2 separate regions of the Homo sapiens genome follow, and region 2 is linked to region 1. A link is a loop called in an ENCODE intact Hi-C map of the cell type or tissue named here. Cell type or tissue: heart left ventricle. All regions are shown on one strand.

What was found. Hi-C counts contacts between places; a loop is a spot of excess contacts. Peaks named below come from ENCODE experiments on the same cell type or tissue, not always from the same donor. Only the 100,000 strongest peaks of a DNase experiment are listed, where the experiment ranks them.
Region 2: it touches region 1 in a loop (3-fold over the local background); 3 of 110 quality-filtered maps call a loop at or near these places.

Annotation. Positions count from the first base shown.
Region 1 is chr9:105,714,014-105,722,013 of GRCh38, reverse strand. TMEM38B (transmembrane protein 38B) reads right to left here. Exons shown (of 6, transcript NM_018112.3): 3 at 293-477. Among named protein-coding and RNA genes, the nearest start is that of TMEM38B, 23 kb to the right of the region's middle. RefSeq lists a silencer at 7,640-7,840. In heart left ventricle, a CTCF peak has its summit at 3,361 (motif pointing right); no DNase peak of the experiment used is centred here.
Region 2 is chr9:105,442,936-105,450,935 of GRCh38, reverse strand. It overlaps FSD1L (fibronectin type III and SPRY domain containing 1 like), which reads right to left and starts at 2,902. Exons shown (of 14, transcript NM_001145313.3): 1 at 2,701-2,902. The coding sequence starts at 2,715. RefSeq lists a silencer at 2,412-3,021. In heart left ventricle, a CTCF peak has its summit at 3,002; a DNase peak (open chromatin) is centred at 2,945; H3K4me3 peaks cover 2,401 bases; H3K27ac peaks cover 2,514 bases.

The DNA.
Region 1 (8,000 bases):
TTACAGAGGCACTATACCTTAATTAACTATAAATCTTTCTGGTTCTGGGGATCTTAATCAAACCAATCATAAAAATTTTCTATCATAAGACACTCAGGCTCAAAATAATGGCTTAGGACTAGTACTAGTTTTGAATTAACTTTACCAGCCAACAGAAACAAGGTTTTTACCTTCCAAAAAGTCTCTGTTATTAAAGTATGTGATCCATTAATGTAACTAGAGAATTGTTCAGTAATGGTATTAATAATACACCAACAACAGAATATTTATGAACACATATTGTCAATATTACCTCGGGCCCATCCAATAGCTATCATGACTATCCAGCCATTTTTGTAATAGCTATTAGCATGTGTGACTCCACCTACTATTTTCCAAGTTCTGGTCACTTCCTTCATTCCCGAAGCCAGTAGTTGAACAGGTAGATATGAATAGCCCTGGGAAACTAGGTCATGCGGGCAAAAAAATGTAATATACCTGAAAATGAAATGTAAACATTTTAATATATTAATGGAATCAGAAGAACAGAAATTAAAATCTAACCTAACAGCAACAACAATTTGGCAAAACACAACAAATGGAATTTTCCATATAAACATTTAACTTGATTTCAATAAAAGCACAACTTGGGTAGGGAGGCAATTTTTTAAATCACATGAAACATATGTCATCTGCCAAAAAGTCATGATCAGAGAAGAATGTAAACTGTGGACTTCTGAATACTTTATAGATATATGAAATATTTAGTGAGCTCTTAATTTGTGCCTATATTGTTCTAGAAGCTAAGTGCTGAATCCAGTAACAAAACAAATGTATAATCATTTCCAGGGGTAGGAACTCCTACACAGTGTCTTTGTCCTCTGGGAAAATGAATTAGAGAAAGGGTCCTTTGGTAAAAGCAAGGGCTACATTTCAATCTCAAATAACATATTCACCTGTGCCCCACTGTGCAGGACATAAACTACAATCTATACAAAGGTACATGACGGCTCACAAGGAGGCAGATTTGTATTAAGGAAAAACACATTTCTATACAGCTGAAAGAATATGAAGCTGTTCTTTAATTTAGTTCACTAAGCTTAAGTTTTAACCAAATTAAACTGTGATTAAAAATAATTCATCCCATCTATGGTAAATTATTTTTTTAAACTTCATTTGTTCTAAGCATCTATTCGAATACTAGCAGTAAGATCTATTGGAAAACATACTGCTTTTTTCTCTCCATTCTCCAAATACTCTGGCTGACAATTTTGTGCTTAAAGTAGAACATATCTTCTTTCTAACGGGGTAAATAAAAGACATGGCATGAAAGAATATCATATCTCTTTTAAAAGAAGCTATTAATCTTATTGCAATTCACGATTTATAAAGTCAGAATTCTTCAATGTTCATGAAATATGAAATGTTTGCCAAAATACTGCTTCAGCGACTAAATAAAAAGATACAATAGTCTGTTTAGCCTAAAGCACCCTTTCTTCTTCATCTCCACTTACCAATTCCTTCCTACTCTTCAAGGTGCCACTCAAATATTACCATAGTCATTGACTTTGGGATTCTTATTTTATTTTAACATCTCAGCTCAGACTACATTCTGATGGCTCTGTAAAACTAAACCAATTGGTTCCTATGCCTAAAAATAGCTCTTTATACATTATTCTTTATAATATAAAATAAAGGCTATAATGCTCATAATGAACTACAATAGTTCTTAGATGACAGAAATCATTCATCTTGTTACCCTCTAACCTAAAACTCAGCATGATGAAAAGTAGCCCTGAATTAAATCATTTATTAGCAGTCAATCTGGATTCAAAATCCAAAATACAGCAAATCAAAGCATTAGTTGATAATTAAAGAGTTTGAGAAAAAAGAATAAACTATCTGAGAGTAGTAAAAAGATTTCTGAAGACCATTTGTATGGCTTTAAAATTGTACATGTTCTATAAGATTTTTAAAAACAACTAGTATGATTTAAAATTTTTACACATTCATAGAAAATTTGAAAGTCTGTATAGTTCTCTCTTTGAATATAGAACTAATTTCTAAGAAGTTGGTTAGGTAATGGGGGAAAAGTATACACACTTAATTTTTAAATGTATTTTTATATCTATTATAGATTACATTAAGAAAGGGGGATTTGTTTTCACCTTAGCAGTAATGAGCACCCAAAAGTAAAATATTCAGAAAAACAACCAAAAGAATGTTATAAATGACCCATTTTCATTCCTTACACTAAGCCTAACTTTAACGTGAGTTAAAAACCTATACTATTACAATAGCAATCTTGGACTTCGGTATTCAACTATGTGACATTATAGTATAAGACATTAAAAAATTTGCAATTATTGCAACTCTTCTATTTAATCAGATCTTTCTAAAGCACACCTACAATAAGTTAACATTTTAAACAAAAAAACTGTTTTCATTTGAGAGTTAAGTAGCCACAGGGCAAAAGAACAATTGTTTATTGTGCTCAGTAGACTTACAAGTAAACATATCAGACCAATGGCACACTCAACAACCATTCCTGCTCTATAACAAATTAGCCTTTAAAATTCTTTTAATAAATCCCTCAACCAACACTTATTAGGTAATAACCTTGTAACCCTTCTGTAAACATAATTTCACCTTTAACTAAAATTATCATATCCAAGGTAACTTTAACTTGTAAAGTGCCTAAAGAAAACATATCACAAAATGAGAGAGGAAGTGGAATGAGAAAACAACTGACTTCTCATACATTTAACTATAGGTTAAGTTAATGGAGAGAAAAAATAACGAAAGAATAAACGTCTCAAACGGGATACAAACAAGACCCTAGGCCACAAACAAATGAAATCTCAACCAGTTTAAGAAAAAGTGAGAGTAGAATTTAGGTATATACAAAAAGTTAGGCAGAGAGAAGCTTCCCAGGCTTAGTCATTGAGAACTCTGTTTTCACTCTACTATCAATTCCACTCCTCTATCGAAGACAGTATCACTTAACTAAGACAAAACACAATGATAAACTAAATACAGTTCATGTTAGTCCAGTATGACAGCTTTGTTCTTGCTCTTATCACTCCAACAAATTGAAAATTTTTTGTACATGCTTTGAAAAATACAGACAGAATGACAACTATAAAATGATACCTTTTGTTGTATTTTTCCTCATCTAAATGTAGTCTCGGTTACACAAATGTGCCATATATAAGTAATTGATACTTGGAATTTTAAGAAAAATATATAGGAAACAAAAATAAACATACTAAAAAATTATAAAATATTTATTTCCCCCGGGAACAGCTTTTCAAAACAAATAAAACCTATGAAAGTGTACACAATACTATGACATACCAAGTTATTGTTTCTCTTTGCCAGTAGATGGTGCTAATTTCCAGATGTATACACTATGAGCTACTGTACTAAAGATTACCTTGCTTGCTTGTTTAAAAACATTTCTAACATCATTTTATCTCTCAAATTAAAATCAAATGGGCAGGGCACGGTGGCTCATGCCTGTAATCCCAGCACTTTGGGAGGCCAAGGCGGGAGGATCACGAGGTGAAGACTTCAAGATTAGCCTGACAAAACATGGAGAAACCCCATCTCTACTAAAAAACACAAAAATTAGCCAGCATGGTGGCGGGCGCCTATAATCCCAGCTACTTGGGAGGCTGAGGCAGGAGAATCACTTGAACCCAGGAGGCGGAGGTTGCAGTGAGCTGAGATCGTGCCATTGCACTCCAGCCTAGGCAACAAGAGCAAGACCCCATCTAAAAAAAAAAAAAAACCTCAAATGAAGCAAAGATTACAAATTTGTTCTAAATATGAAAACTTTGAAAAAGAAAATAGTAAAATACACTATGTCTTTAAGCCATAATTTTTTTATATTTAAGGATCTCTGAAGACAAAGGTAACATTCCTGTTTCCAGAGTACAAACCAATATACTGTGTAAGTACAGATTAAAGGACTAGCTGCGCCAGGTTGGAATCCCAGCTTCAACTACTCAGTAACTGTGACACCTTAGGCAAGTTATTAACCTCTCCATGCCTCAATTACATGCTTTTTAACACGTAATTGAATAAAATAATACCTACGTCTCAGGGTTCTTGTCAGGTTTAAGTGAGATAACATAAGCAAAACACTTAGAAAACTGGGACACAGTAAATGCTATGTAATTGCTATTATTGTTGTTTTGTAATGCCTAACTAAACACCTAGAACCAAGAAAACTGCCATCAACAAAAGAATAAAATATAGATATTAATATAATGGACTATACAGCAGGGGGAAGTTATGTTCTACAGCTACATACAAACAAACAGATGAATCTTAGTAACATAATGTTGAATACAAATCTTAGCTTTTTTATGTAGTTTTAGCATATGTTTATATCCATAAACAATATAGTTGTTAAAGGTTTTATAAATAGAATCATATGTATTTTTCTGTTTAAGCTCTATTCCTGAGATTTATTCTTATTGTGTGTGGTTATAATTACTAATTTTCACCAGTATTTACCGTAACAGAATTAATATGCCATAATTTATCCATCATTTCTCTGCTGACAGAGAGTTGTTCCCAGTTTTCCCTATTATAAATAGTGTTTTAAAAACATTCTTGCACATATCTGTACATAAGCAACATTTTCTCTTGTTATATGCTTAAAGATTTATTTTAGGAAAGTGATTCTTAAACTCTATTAGATAATGCCATTATATTAATATCCATATTTTTTCTTCTGTGGATGAGCATTTTTATTGCTTCTAGTTATTTCTCTGGGCATCATGAAGTTGAAGATAATGGTTACTTCTGAAGGCGGAAGAAAAGAGATGGAATGGGAGGAGACCATAGAAGTGACATAAAAACTAATGGTAAGGGTTCTGAGAAGATGGTAGTGGCTGCATACATTCTGATACTCTTCAAATTCCCATAAAAACATACAGAGAAACAAGACAGGAAAACCAAAATCCCACGCACAATAGTTGACTCTTCAACAACATGGGGGTTAGGGATGCCAACCCCTATGCAATCAAAACACCACATATAACTTCTGACTCTCCAAAATCTGACTATTAATACCTTACTGTTGACCACAAGCCTCACCAATACTATGAACAGGTGATTAACAGATTTTTTTATGTCATATGTATTACATAATTTTTTCACTGTCACCTACCTGTCCCTGATGTATTCTTATAATTAAGCCACAGAAAATGTTTAAGAAAATGTTAAGGAAGAGATAATGTATTTATTATTCATTAAGTGGAAGTGGATCATCATGAAAGTCTCCATTCTTCTTCATCTTCACAAAGAGTAGGCTGACGAGGAGGAGGGATTGGTCTTGCTATCTCAGGGGTGGCAGAGGCAGAAGAAAATCTGCACATAAGTGGATTCACACAGTTCAAATTCATGTTGTTCAAGGGTCAACTGTACTTACAACAAAACTATGTGACAAGGTATCCCCTCAAACCCCAAAATGCAAGTGGGTAGAGAAAAATCACTAACACCCACAACACTGTACTACTTGGCAGAAAGAAGAAAGCAACAAGGTGGCAACTGATGAACTTAAGACCAAAATCATACCAAAATAGCTAACGGGTATTCACTGGAAAGCAGAGCAGACTCATTTGGAAATATACACACACACACACACAAATGCTACAACTGACAGAGGTTCTGGCATCTCTAATACCAGATAAGACAAAGAGCCCATGATAAGAAGTTCTGAAAGGGTTGGAACAATTTAGTCCCTCTGAGCTTTAAGCTTTTGAAACTGACCCACCAGGGCTCTCTTCTATAATAAGCCCCACACTGAGAAGAAACTGAGAAGAATCAAGCCTGAGCTCCCCACACTGAGAAGAAACTGGGAAGAATCAAACCTGAGCAGAATAGAACAGAAGAAAGAAAAGGTCCACACCAAGCCAAGGAAGGTAAGAGATCCAAGAAATATCAAAAAGCAGGTCCTCATCTTTTGAACACTACATAAAAACAAAAGCAGGAGCTCTGTGAAGTCAAGAAAATATTTCCACCACATTCTGCAAGTTTATGAAAGCCAATTTCATATAAAAATGACCAAAAGTATCAAGATCAAATCCTATACAAAGTTATTACAAGAAAAAAAATAAGCAGAATAAATCCCTATAGACAATGTAAGCACTCAGGAAAATGTGCAAACAAAACAGATCAAAACTGTAAACTATGATTTCAAAACAAGCTAAAGACATTAAGAAAGTCATGTAAGACATAAAAGAACACACATAAGAATAAGCAAAACTGAGAACCAAAGATTCAACACTCAGGAGAGAGTAAGAGATAAAAGAAAAAAAATCATTTCCAAAATAAAAAACAAACCAGAAAACACAAAGAGAAACATAACAGATAGTGTCTTCAAAGAAACAGCAGGAGAAAAGAGAAAAGAGAAAAACAAGTGAAAAGCAGGTTAATTTTTTTAGAAATATAGATTTTTAAAAAATCCTTGAAGAAAGGCAAAGAAGAGCCAATATACCAATAATAAGAGTTCTTAACCAATGCAAAGGAAGAATACAAATACTAGTATTACTTTCTCAATTAAAAAAAAGTGTAGGTACCAAAAAGAACACACCATGTAGAAGAGAATACTGTCGCACAACAACGAACACCAAGATATTTTATTTAAATGACTGGACCTTAATGAAAAAATAAATCTTTAGGGATCTAGAAAAAAAAGATCTTAAAAGAGAAAGAAAATTAAAAGATCACCAGACTTTCACAGCAGTGCTTTAAGCCAGAAGAAAATGGAGTAATATATTTAAAATGACAGTGTAAAATAGTACATTTATTGTTAAAATGGGAGAATTAATAGAACATATGCAATAATAATTTTCTGTAATCATTTCTTTGGTAGTCTTTAACATTACTCTAAGACTACTGTGTGCATAATACAGAAAAAAATCAGTAATGTTAGAATATATTAATTTAATCACATCCTATGTCCTTAAGAAACCAAATTCTTAGGGTGGAAGAAAGGAGATATATATGTAACAGGGAAAAAATTTTAAAAAGCTATATGGTCCTGAATTTGAATTAGAAATATGAATATAAAGTCATGAGTTATTTTATCTTCATTTTTCCTAGCTCTGTTCACTAAAAAGGCCTAGACATAATGATCAACCCAATAACAGTGAGCGTCTCTAGCACTCAAATTGTGGTCTTGAAATGCCATTGCTCACCAAAAGAAACCAGAACGTCTTAGAGAAACAAGTGATTCCAGAAGAAAAGCACACAATGAATCTTACAACACCAGGTAGAAAGTAAACTAATTCAAAATCTGTCTCAGGAGTCTATCTGAAGAGGCTTCCACTGGCTGAAGATGGGATAATTTGAGCTTCGATATGAAAATAACTGAAATTTTATTGAAACCAATGAAATATAGTTAGTCCATGAGCTCATAATTATTTTATTTAAGCTGGTATCTTTAGACAATGACAGACATCCAGTTCATTATACTGAAAACTGGTAAATGAAGGGAAAGAACCAAGCATTACCTTTCCAGTATGAACTGTATAGCTGGTTTCCAAATAGATGATAAACAGGAAGTATCTATTTGTATTTTGGGATCTTTGGGATGTCACTTTTCTGGGCAGAAACCTTTGTGGCTGGTGGCACCCTTGACCAAGCTCTTGTCCTGCGTCCAGGAAGAATGAAGTATTCAGACAAGTGGAGGGTGAGCAAGACAAAGAGAAGCTTTGTTTAGTGTTAGAGCAGCTCAGAGAAGACCCACAGTGGGTAGCTCCTCTTTGTAGGCAGGTCATCCTGTTGAGTGTGCAGCTGTCAGCTGAGAGGAAGGTGGGTGGCTCCTCTCTGCAAGCAGGTCCTCCCATTGTCTCTGCAGCTCTCAGCAGGGAGGAGGCTCCTCTCTGCGGTTTGTAGGCAGGTCATCCCAACAAGTGCTCGGCTCTCAACAGAGAGGGTAGCTCCTCTCTGCAGCTGGTCATCCCCACATCTGCAGCTCTCAGCAGAGAGGAGGCCCTGCAGAG
Region 2 (8,000 bases), 270 kb after region 1:
GAAAGTTACTTTGAAGTTAGGATTATTAAATTAATAACAGTAGCTAACAGTATTTTTGTATGCTAGGCACTGTTTAGTGGGTTTTAAAAATGAATGCAAGACCGGGCACAGTGGCTCAAGCCTGTAATCGCAGCGCTTTGTGAGGCCAAGGCTGGCGGATCACCTGAGTGAGGTCAGGAGTTTGAGACCAGCTGGCCATCATGGTAAAACCCCGTCTCTACTAAAAATACAAAAATTAGCCAGGGGTGGTGGCAGGCGCCTGTAATCCCAGCTACTCAGGAGGCTGAGGCAGGAGAATCTCTTCAACCCAGGAGGCGGAGGTTGCAGTAAGCCAAGATTGCACCGTTGCACTCCAGCCTGGGCGACAAGAGCAAAACTCCGTCTCAAAAAAAAAAAAAAAAGAACACAATCCTCACAATAATCTTGTGAGAGAATTACAATTATTGTTATCTCTGTTTTACAGATGAAGAAATGGAGACAGAGCAAACTATCCCAGCTCATACAGCTTATAAATAGTAGAACTGGAGACTTGGCTCCAGAGCCATCCTCTTACTAATGTAAAGCCCAAATCCCAATGCCTAACAAACATTCAGGTATATATTCAGGCCTTCCTCACACTTTGCAGTACCTATTTTTCTTATACTCTACTGACTGAGGTACTACCCCTACTACTATTTTCAATGTACATTCCATAACAGAAAATAGTATCTAAAAATCATGTCTGGGGTGTACTACTGTCTTATTTAAAGAGAACAATATCCAGCTTAGATCATTACTATTTGAGGCTTGTGATTCTGCAGGAATTCATACGAGAAAAGGAAGCTCAGGTTCAGAGCACTGAACTGGTTATACACATTAATCCCGGACATTCTTTTTACAGCTATAAACCAAAGGGTGTTTGTTTTTTCATTAGAAAGATTTGGTACCACCAATGAAATTCAACATATTTTCTAATATTGAGAAGTTGATTCTCAAAGATATCACAAATAAGATACATTACTACTACTACTAAGAAAGAGAAGCTAATTCTTTGCTACCTCTCAGGAAACTGCACGTGGTAACCTGTAGGTACCCTAACACATCATTCGAAATGAGAACAAATAGGTTCAAATCTTAGCCTTAGGGCTAGTAGCATGACCTTCCAGGAGTCACAACTCATTAAAGTAAGGAATAATGCATCCCTGATAAAGTATGATGATCAATATTAAAACACATTTTTTTGTATTTTATGGGACACAGTATTTTAGTGGTCATACTTTGTAAACTTTAAAATGCTGTGTTTTCAGAACAAACTATTTTATCAGATTTTTACTATGACACTATAAAATACTCTTACTTCTACTGCATAGATGAGGAAACAGATTAATCACAGTTAAGTGACTTGCTCCTTATCACAGAGCTAGTAAATAGCATCCTGGAACCCATGTCTCCGGACTTTGCTCCTTCACTTGACCTCTGCTAATGTCCATTCAAATATCATTTCTTTTATCTAATAAGCTGAGAGATGTTTTACAAATTTAGGCAGAGACAATATTTTAAACCTATACATACTCAAAATACACAAAATCTAATTTTTAAAAAATGCCTTAAGAATAGTCATGCATTCCAAGGTGAGTTTCAAGACCAACACATACAATGAAATCATATGCATATTTGTTAAATACTGTAATAGTCAATGCTCAACACATCATTATTCTCTCATGCCCTCAGTGAAGTGATCCTCAAGAAGGTGAATGTAGACAAAATTGTAGAAAACGTTGTTCTAAGTCTTTCCCGTGCTTTCTAATAATAGAAAAGAATAGTCTCTTAGATATGTCTTTGTTTTCCCTGCTACATTATTAATACTCCTTGTTTTTTCTTTCCTACCCTGTACTATATTTCAATTACGTTATAGTCTAACAAAGAGAACAGGGTGGTTATTTTCATATGGAGATTATGACTGAATAATTCACTTCTAACTGTATTCAAGACATTGGCTTTGTTCTCCAAATACTTCTGAATTGAACCTTTACGATTATATAACCTTTCCTCAACTGTTCGGAAAGTATAAAACATTCCACAACGACCCCTAAGTAACTGTGCCCAGCAACACCAACTGGTCAGAGAGTGGGAAGGCTGCCCTAACAATTGAAGTCTTTTCCCTCCATTCAACGAACACTAAACACTAAGATCTACTTAGGAAAAGTCATGGGAAGGGGAGCGGTGGGCGGTACAAAGGAGATTCGGTCCCTGACCTAAAGAGCGTGGTGCTGAGACGAGACTTGGTCGAGGAGAAAGCCCCAGCTTTCGGCGTCAGCAGGGAGACACCAAAAAGGCTGTGCCTCGGTTTCCTCACCTGCTGAGGAGGGATACACCCCCACCAGCACGCTCGCAGTCTGCAGGCATGAAAACCGGCCTAAAGCGCTGCAGAGTGGCTGATTTTAAAAGGGGGATGGCTCCGTTTCTCCTCCAGAGTCAGGGCCCCGGACAGCGCGCAGAGCAGAGGCCAGCCCGAGTCACCGGGCGCGGTCCCCGCATCCGTGTGGGCGCCTCTTAGCTCCCGCCCAGAGAGCGGCCGGGCGGCCTTGCCCTCCGCAGCAGCAGCCCGGACGCCCGGCCAGGCCCACCCCGCGCACCCACAGCCCACGGGCCCAGGCGCCCCGCCCACCCTGTGCCGGCCCGGCTTGTCTCGGTAGCCCCGGGCTCCCCTCCCCCGCTTACTTTCTGGGAGTCCATGGCGAGTGGCTAAGCCCACTGGGCTCGAACCCGAGACGACGAACCGTGTGAGGAGGCTCAGCGAGATCGCACACCCCAAGACCGCTACTCACTGCACTGCCCCAGCCCGCACCGGCACCGCCCGGCCCCACCCGTCCGCGCCCAGACCGCGCGCGCCGTAGTCACGCCGCGGTTGCCAGGGTGAAAGGGCGGCCCGCAGAAGGGAGGGGCTGAGGAGCGCACCGCGCCTGCGCGCAGCGGCTGACTGCTCCCGGGAAGTAGCCGTGGAGGGTGGGGAGCGCCGCCCGTCTGTCTACCGCTAGTGCCTCTGCAGGCTGCACTCCCTTCCCCCATCCTTTTTCCTCCAGCGATAGCGGTCTCTCCGGCCCTGAAATAGGCCACTGGGCATCCAGCAGCCGGCCGGTGCGGAGGGCCCGGGAAGGAAAGAGTATCTGGTGCTGGAGACGGATTAGCCCACCCTCCACCCAGCACGCATCTGAAGCCCCTCCCCACACTATCCTTCGAGGGGCAGCCAGGCTTGAGCGGACCCAGCGGTCCAAAGGGAGGAAAAGGGCTGGGGTGGGGATGTAGCGAAAACGTGGGAAAAGACCTTTAGGGGATGTGGTGGAAACGTGGGAGGAGGGATATAGGGATGAGAGTGGCGGAAACGTGGGTGTGGGATTAATATGAGCTTTGGGGCCTGGCACAGTTTTTCCCGGGGACCCACCCATCCTCCCCGGCACCTCGCTACCTGTATGATTTTGAGCAAGTCAGTCTGCCTGAGCTTGTTTCATCTGTAAAATGAGAGAAATAATGCGGACTTTGCAGAGGATTGTGAGGATTAAATAACGTATGGTACATAATTAGTAGTGAATAAATTATAGTCATTCTCTTTTTTTTTTTTTTTTTTTTTTTTTGGAGATGGAGTCTCGGTCTGTCACCGAGGCTGGAGTGCAGTGGTGCCATCTTGGCTCACTGCAACCTCTGCCTCCCGGGTTCCAGGAATTCTCGTGCCTCAGCCTCATGAGTAGCTGGGATTACAGGCGCCCCCACCACACCTGGCTAATTTTTTGTACTTTTAGCGGAGACTGGTTCTAGCCATGTTGCTTAGGATGGTCTCGAACTCCTAAGCTCAGGCAGTCCGCCCACCTCAGCCTCCCAAATTGCTAGGATTACAGGTGTGGGTTACAGGGCATGTGCCAGGCCCATTATAGTCATTCTTAGTGGGGAGTTAGAACCTGCTCGGTGTGGCCTGAGGCATCAATGAAGATTTTAGAAAGCTTGGAATTTAGTAGGCTTGAGAAAGTTCTTCCTCAAGCAGACAGGCCTCATCTTCCATTTGGATGACTCTGGAGAGGCTCACAAAAGTTCAATTAGACAGTCATTTATGATGAATGAATAAAAGGGAAATACATATTGAGTACCTATTCTGTACCAGTTCTACAAACAAAATTCAGTAGTGGGCAAGGCCCTGTTTCTCTCACAGAGCTTACAATCTAGTATAGAAGACCAACCAAAAAAAAAAAAAAAGTTAACGTGCTAGACGGTTATAGGTGCTAAAATTAAAACTTAGGCCAGGCATGGTGGCTCACACCTGTAATCCCAACACTTTGGGAGGCCCAATGAGTGGATCACTTGAGTCCAGGAGTTCGAGACCAGCCTGGGCAACATGGCAAAACCCCATCTCTACAGAAATTAAAAAAAAAAAAATTAGCCAGACGTGGTGCTGCAAGCCTGTAGCCAGAGCCAATCAGGAGGCTGAAGCGGGAGGATCACTTGAGTCCTGGAGGCAGAGGTTGCAGTGAGCCTAGATCACACCACTGCACTCCAGCCTGGGCAACAGGGTGAGACCCCAGCTCCTAAATAAATAAATAAGGCAAATGGATTCAGAGAATTGGGAGGGTTTAATTTTTCATAGAAATGTCAGGGAAGATCTCTCTTGGAAATGACCTGAGTATAAAGTGAGAAGAGGAATTGTACAAGGATCTAGGGAAGAACATTCTAGAAAGTAGGAACAACAAATACAAAGGCCTTGTGGAGAGAAGGAGCTCTGTGTTTGAGAAACAGCATTTATTCTACAATGTTGTCATTACATCTCCACATGGATCCCCCTGACTGTACTGTGATTTTTTTTTTGAGGGCTGAATTTCTTTTACCCCATATCTGTATCCCCAGCTCAGAGTCTGCCACATAGTATGCACTTAATACATCCTTTTTTAACTGGACAGAGATGTACAAGAAATGAAATGAAAGTTACAAAAGGGAAAAGAAGAGCTTGGCTAAGGCTGGGTGGGTAGTGCTTAGAGAGCCAGGGTCCAGGGTGGGCCTATGTGTGCCAGCTGAAAGGAGTAGTGGCATGCAGTCCTTCAAAGAGATGCCCATCTCTTAGTACCAAGGGAAGAGAGCCTCTTATTCAACCTTTCCCAACTCCGTGAGGAATAACAAGTGCAGCCAGGCGCCAAGCCATTAGCCCACTGCTGCAGCCACAAAGGTCGTTCCTTCACACTGTGTACTGCAGTTGAGTCAGTTTCCCATGAGGGAGAAATAGCCTGGCGATTGGAGAACATCTAAAGTCTACTCACCAGACTGCGTGCTTCCTGGCTCTGCCCCTGCTTGCCACTATGGGACCCACGACTAAGCAGAGGAGACAGGGCTTGGCGATGTCCCCACTTCTCTTGCTGCAAGGACTTAACCTCATTACTGTCTGAGGGCAATTCCTAGGCACTTTATGACTGACAGGCACCACCAGAGAAAGAAGAAAGAGGCTTTTGGGGACAGTGAGTTGCAGCTGAAATGTGATCACCAGACTCTGTCACAGTCCACACCCCAGGAGCTCACTCCTGGCTCCTTGCCTCCAGCTTCCCAAGTTCTTTCCCTGTAGCCCAGCCAGCAGACTGCAGCTTTTGACAACATCTCTACCCCATTTGGCTTCTGCCCTCACCTGATCTCTGTCTCTGGCCAGTCTGGCTCTCCTGCCCAGCTCATCCTGGGCCTTTTGCTTCCCCTCGTTCCCATCTGGGAAACAGCTAGTTCCTTCTGACTGTGACTTCTGTCTTCCCCAGTTTGTACAAGTTCTCCCATCACAGCCACGTACCGAGCTGGGCTCTAAGTCTCCCACCCAATCCCTCCCAGTACCTCTGGCCTATAGGCAAGTCCTTTGCCTTTTCTGTACTTATTTTTTCACAGCCAAATCCATTTAGAAATTTTCAAAAGTAGTTTTACAAATAAAATAAAGCATTTTTCTTAAATGTGATCCCTGGACCAGCTGAATCCACATCACCTCATAACTTCTATGAAGTACAAATTGTCCAGCCTTATCCCTGGATCTACTGAATCAGGAACTCTTGGAGTAGAATCCAAAAATCTGTGTTTTAGCATTTCCTCTAGGTGATTCTGATGAACTCTAAGCTTGAGAGCCATTGAACTGCGAGAAAGCAAATTGTTTACAAAAAAAGGGGTCGGGGAGAGGACTACAGAGGCATAAAAATATCAGTTCAAAACCTAGGTTTCTGGTTCTTAAAAAGCCTATCTAGTCATAGACATTTATCCTCTTGAGGTCTCTGGGCCTCCAGGAACCTCTTTCTGAGGAAACCTCAAGTTAGGATAGCCTCATAGAAAGGCTGATGTAGAGAGTCTGGCAAAACTGTCTCTCCCAGAACCAGGTTCTGTATCCTCTCTGAGTGGTGCCAGGTATTGCCTGCAGCCCTGGGCTACCTCGTATATTCTGAAATTCCCCCATCTCTTAGGAGAGAAATTTCCTTCCTTTCAGTGTTGCCAGCAGTCTATCCCTTTGGGAGTCAGTATAGGGCCATCAGCATGGAGTCAGCAGTGTGAATTTAAATCCAGATGCTGCTGCTTACCAGCAACGTAGCCTTCAGTGAGTCACTTACCTTGCTAAACCTCAATTTCCTCGTCTGTAACATACCGATCAGAATAGTAGTAATTCCCTTTTAGGGTTGCTGTGAGGATTAAAGGGGATTATGTAGGTCAAATGCTGGCTAGTATTATTTAACAAGTAGTAGCTGTTACTAATAATTACTCTCTTACTCATAATGTCCTTCTGTTTTACCCTTGCACAGCTCTTTTTCCTTCTGGATCTTTGGGGCCTTAAAAGACCTATTCTCACCACAACTCCCCCTTTCCCTGTTATACCTGTTTTTTCTGGAGTATAATCACTAGTCAAATGCTGCCCTTTGTTGAAGCCCAAAATCTTTGCCCGTTGCTCCCTGCTACTATATCTGGCCTGAGTCTTAGCATTTGCCACCCAGCCTGGGAAGACTCCAAGGCTCTCTAAGCCTCAGTTTCTTTAGCTGTGAAATAGAGATCATAAAAGTAGCACCTATAAGGGTTGTTGAGTGGTAAATCATATAATTCATATTAAATTTTGAGCACAGTGTCTGGCATGTAGTGAGCATTCAAAAAATATTAGCTATCTCTTCCCAACCATAGAAACCTAATTCTGATTTTTTTTTAACAGAGACATGGTCTTGCTGTGTTGGTCAGGATGGTCTTGAACTCCTGGCCTCAAGCAGTCCTCCCACCTTGGCCTCCCAAAGTGCTGGGAATATAGGCATGAGCCACCATGCCCGGTCTTGTTTTTCCTGCCCTTTTCTGAGTAAAATCCAAAGTCACCCAAAATCCCTGCAACCCCTTGGAAGTCAAAGCAAAAATTTCTGATCCTGGGCACTCATTATAGACAGAGTCTGCCCAGGAGGGTGATATGGTTTGGCTGCATCCCCACCCAAATCTCATCTTGAACTGCAGCTCCCACAATTCCCATGTGTTGTGGGAGGAATCTGGTGGGAGGTAATTGAATCATGGGGGCAGTTCTTTTCTGTGTTGTTCTCATGATAGTGAATAAGCCTCACGAGAGCTGATGGTTTTATGAAAATGAGTTTCCCTGCAGATGAAAGCTGTCTTTCATCTGCTGCCAATGTAGGATGTGCCTTTCGCCTTCGGCCATGATTGTGAGGCCTCTGCAGCCACATGGAACTGTGAGTCCATTAAACCTCTTTTTCGTTATAAATTACCCAGTCTCGAGTATGTCTTTATCAACGGCATGAGAACAGACTAATACAGACGGAAAGAATGGTTCTGCCCTGATGTGGGCTGGCGCTCTCTACTTGAAGAGCTCTAAGCCAAGTGGTAAGCAGTCAGTGGACACAAACCTGACTAGTGAAACCATGTGAGAAGAGACACAACTAAAGCAACTGTGAGTATTTAGCCTGAAAGGAAAAACTCAGAGTGGATATGATCATTGCCTTCAAATTTCTTTAGGGCTATTGTATGGAAGATGAAGCTAACTT